2 separate regions of the Homo sapiens genome follow, and region 1 is linked to region 2. The links are chromatin loops, found by intact Hi-C in ENCODE. Cell type or tissue: GM12878. All regions are shown on one strand.

Region 1 (2,500 bases), 160 kb after region 2:
AAAAAAAAAAAAAAAAAAAAAAAGGAAGTGGCATGTTTGTAGATTTAGTTAATTAATGTTAATTAAGCAAAAGATTGTAAGAAACCCTAGTGTGGTAACATAGCTTTGCTTTTTGTAGATATCCTGATGTGACTATAATGCTGTCTAGGACGCTGGAGAAACATCCTCCAAGTCAACATCCTCCTGTGGTCCTGTTGGCACCCTCCAGTGATGCTGGGTAGCCAGTGTTGTGTTGGCACTTGGTATGGCTGCTCTGGGTAATGATGATGATGACTTCATATATGAGTGTCAATTGCCTCATACTCCATATTGTCAGACATTTTGCAAAATGTTCTTTGTTAAACACATTACAAATGCCTATTTTGACCACAGAGTTTCTGAGTAAAGCCAATCAAAAAACTACCAAAAGACTGCTAACTTCAACAAAACTATTACAAACTTCAATGGCTGGAAAGACATTGAGACCAACAGTTTCAATCCCACCCTTTCCAAGGGAAACTTTTAAAGCCTTCATATCCTTCTAACTCACGAGACATCATCCCAGTAATGGACAAGAGTTAGAAACACAAACTTGACTGACTGCCTTTCACCAGAAAGAATATTCAAAAATTAGAGGAATATGACTATCAAAAACATTTACAAAGTATATAGCTATTACTTGAAAGCTATATCTATATATTTTTTTTCCTTATTTTACTATACATAAGAAAAAGACCCTTTATCTCTGTGGCTACTTTCTGACATATTTCTCACCGAACTATAACCTAAAAGACTCCTGAAAAGGAGATTTTTGCATGTGGCAGTAACACCAGTCCTGTGACAGGGAAAGAGCAACCCAGGCTTCTATTCCCTTGTCAGTCATCAGACCACTGTCCATTTCCATACCACATGGCCCATACTCTCATCTTTTCACCAAAATGAGCAGCATTCATAATTTCTAAATTTCAAAGATGTATTTTGTGAACTTTTACTGGAGTTGAGTGCTTTAGAAATAAGGCAAAAGAGTGCTATCGTCAGGGAATTCATCTCACCCTATTGATAAAGCTCAGATCCCACCTGTAGTGGGGGTTCTTGAGTTTAAACCATGGTGAAAATGTGTACACTGCTGACCTCTGGTGGAGATTTTTATTTTACTCTTTTTTGGTTAACTTGTCTTTGTGAAACAAGGGAATTTTACACCAATTACCTTCATAATAGCAAACACAAAAAATATTTTTGAAGTCAATTTAAATACTGTGTGGGACCTGTCAGATGCACAGATGAAATTGGGACAGATAACCTATCAATTTGCTCGTTGCTTACCTGCTAGTCACTCATTAACTTAAAAGTACTTTTAGTGTCTCTTAACTCTGCTACAAAAAAGATTGGAAGATTGGATATTGATGTATGTCCAGTGTGGCCCATTTAAAACATCTGCCATAACCATTTAAAAGCTGTTAATTCATGTCCATTTACCTATCCACACGTCAATTACAGCTAGTGAAATGCATTTGTCAGTTTTTTTCCCCCTTCCCTTCATCTCTGAAACATTCTAACACAAAACTGTGCTTGCTGGAAAAATCTGGTGATTACTAAATTAATGTTTTATTTTTGTCTTAGCATGTCTTTTGGAAAAAACACAGTCCTGATTGTCATATTCTTCTTATGCTTAAGTGCAACAATTGGAACTCAAGAATAGCCCCATGCTTTGCAGGATATGAAAAATAGTTTGAAGTCCAAAGTTCCACCCTCCATATCTAATGATGATCAGTGACTCCGTTACAGAAAGTTTTCCCTCAGTAAACCCGGAGGAAGTGGGTACTTCTTATATTACAAAGATACAATGGCAATCTGTCTGCATGTGATTTTTTTAAAAAACATGGGACCTCTGGATTCTAATTTCTAAAGTTTGAGTAACTTTGGACAAGTCACTATCAGTCACTAAATGTCTGCAAATCTTAGCATAAGAGACACAAAGTTCTTGGAAGTAAAGAGAGGTATTGTGTAGACAGGGACTATCTCTCTGATATATGGCCAGAGACAAAAAATGATGAAAAGCCCAGCCCTGGGAAGGTCTGAGGGAAAAACCAAGCAGAAAGAACAATACAGAACAAGCTCATTTCTTGGAAGATCAGCAGGTTAGTGGGCCCCAGAATAGAGGGATGGAAATGATCAGATGGGACACTGAAGAAGTAAGCAGCTCAGACCACACAGTTCTTATAGACCATACAAAGAATTGGAATTTGATTCTAAGTTTAAAATGGGAGCCATTGGAAGGTTGGAAGCAGGAGAATCATGTGATTTGATTTCAGCTTTTAAATTTTCACTCTGGAGGCAGGGAAGCTGGTCAGGAGACTATTGCAGTAGGACAATATTGCAGAACATGAAAGTGGCTTGGTCTTAGCTGCCGTGGCATAATGAATAACCAAGTATGAGGTGCACAGTTAAAAACAAATTTGAAATGTGTTTTGAAATGAAATGTGTTTTGAATTAAGTTGCATGCTATGACAAATATTATCAT
Region 2 (2,500 bases):
TATCGCAAGTTACAAATCTCTGTTGAGTTTTCTGAATTTGATGGAAGGAAGTAAAGACCCTTGTTCCAAGTTATTTGACTGCAGCATTTCTCTTTCTTTTTGTAACATAGCTCTTTAAACACTCTGTTTGTATAGACTTAAAATGTTATGAAAGTTTTAAAAAAACTTTTTTACTCAAGCATAGCATCCACCATAAGGAAATTTTGAAACTTTTGGTAATTTCCAGTCATAAAACACATTGTAGGAGGTAGTGATGATTTTCATCTGCACCTGTTGTTAATCAGTTCCAGAGTAAATTAACACACAGTCCGCTGGTTTTTCGCTTCCTTTTGCTTTTATACCTAGAACCAGCTGCTTTGTTTCACATCCAATATATACTTCATGGAACCTCTGGTATATGAAATTGCAGCTTTTTTGTTTTTGCTCTGCATGGGTTAAGTGGAGTTATGCTCCAAAGCCAATGTTTTTGATTCCGTGAAAAGAATCCTGTGACCTTGTGGAATTCTATCCTCCAAAGTCCTGGGCTGATTTACAAACCATCATTGCTTAACGGGATAAGGGGCCACATCTAGACCTTTCTTAGCACAGATAAATTTTTCTATTCTCTTCTCCCCAGTACTTCCTGAAACACCTCTGCTCCACAAAAATTTCCATTCTTCTTTGCCTTGCGCAATGCTGTGTGGGCTGCTTGGGTGGCTCGTCATCACAGAAATCTTTTTTTTTTTCCGTCACAAGAAAGAGAACAACCTTTCAGGGGCTCATTTTGTTTCCTGCTCGCTTCTCTGACAAGCGAAGTACAGATATGCATGTGGCAGAGTGAAAGAAGTCTGCCCGGGGAAGCCTCAAGACCTGGTCTGCACTTGTGCCTTTTTCAGGAATTATAATTACAAACAGCTCTATAGTGCTCATGGCTGAGCTCCTGTAAGCAGAAGAGGTTTGGAAACAGGCAGGACCCAGAGAACTCTGAATTGTTTCTATTATTTAGGGTCTCCACCACTTTGTTTGCCAGCAATGGCTAAAAACCAAACCTCTGAAGGGCTCAAATTTTCAGGAAAAACACCCTCAGTACATTAATAGTACATTTTCATCTTCTTCAGTGTCTGTCTCATGCACACTTCTTAGGAGAGATAAAAATATTACCTAGTGTAAGGTGTCCACCCACCTTTTGCCCTCAGACTTCTGTACTTAGAACAAGGTTTGCAGAAAAGTTAGCAGGAATATCATCCGTCTCTGAAGCCTCCCTAACAAACTCAAAGAAAGGCACCTTAGGGCCTCAACGTAGAAATTATTTTAAAGCATGTTGAAACCACAAATGGCATGCAAATAGATGCTACAGAAAAACAAAGCACTGTGAGAACTAATGACCTCAGAGCTTGCAGTTCTCAAGTAACCTCTGTAAAAGGTCAATACAAGAGGCAAGATTAAGAAACAGGAGCCGAAGCAGACTCTTCACAGACGAGCAGGAGGAAACAGGCTAACGGGCCTCACTTTCTCATGGCACCCATGCAAGCTCATTCATGATGCAAACCAGGCAGCTGGTGCCAGAATTCGTGTCTTTGTAAACATCTCTGCTTTCTAAAAGAGAACATAATTCTCCTCCCCTGGTGTATTTCTTCACTTATAGCTGTCTGAATTGAAAAGGCAGATGTTTTATTTAGGGAATTGACTGCAAAGGTGATTGCTTTCAGGTGAAACAGTTAATAAATTAAAATTTAGGGAACAAATAAGTCTACTTAGGGAATAGAACTCTACCAGCTAAATGTGGAGAGAAAAGAGCTCAGCCTAGTTGTTCTTGGAATAGCTCTGTGGATAATTACATAATTAGGAGAGCAGGGTGGAGGGGCACAGTCGTATTGATTAGCTGTCTAGAAATTGCCCTATTGCTAAACCTGGAGGCAGACATTTTATTATCGAAATAAAACCTGTTGTACAAGACTCAAGTCTCATACAAATGCAAGTGTTATAAGCAATGCAGTGTACTTTACAGTGCCCCAAACCCTTGGGATCTCAGCTTCTTTTGAACAAAGTCAAACATACCCCCTTTTAAAAACTTTCTGCCTTAATCCCACTCCCATTCCAGCCACTTCAGTATCTTCCTGTAAACCTTCACTGAAAAAATCCTGAAGAGTAAACTCTACCCACCAGTTCCAGGCCCTCATTCACCATTGTTCACTTTTTAATTCACTCCAACCTCATTTCTGCCTGTGCCATTTCTTGGGACCTCTCCTGCCAGAGACCTAATCATTTCCCTCCTCTGAGCCACTGAGGACACTTCAATCTGCATATTCTGAGACTGCATGACAATGTCTCTGCTGACCACTTTGTCCTTCTGAAAGCCCATCTTCCCCTGGTTACCAGGAGCCCACAACCTCGCAGTGTTCCTCCTCTATCTCATATTTTTATATATATTTTTTGCCACGCCATCTCATAAGCTCACAGAATGGTTTTGAATAAATATTTGTTCCATAAATAAGAAATGTAAAAGAAAAGTGAAAGAATA

Evidence for each region. Hi-C counts contacts between places; a loop is a spot of excess contacts. Peaks named below come from ENCODE experiments on the same cell type or tissue, not always from the same donor. Only the 100,000 strongest peaks of a DNase experiment are listed, where the experiment ranks them.
Region 1: it touches region 2 in a loop (2.1-fold over the local background); 1 of 110 quality-filtered maps calls a loop at or near these places.

The regions. Positions count from the first base shown.
Region 1 is chr18:64,036,608-64,039,107 of GRCh38, reverse strand. No RefSeq gene overlaps it. Among named protein-coding and RNA genes, the nearest start is that of LINC01924, 66 kb to the left of the region's middle. In GM12878, a CTCF peak has its summit at 1,093 (motif pointing left); no DNase peak of the experiment used is centred here.
Region 2 is chr18:64,201,313-64,203,812 of GRCh38, reverse strand. All of the region lies in intron 2 of LINC01924 (long intergenic non-protein coding RNA 1924), which reads right to left. Among named protein-coding and RNA genes, the nearest start is that of LINC00305, 53 kb to the right of the region's middle. In GM12878, no CTCF peak of the experiment used is centred here; DNase peaks (open chromatin) are centred at 262 and 1,386.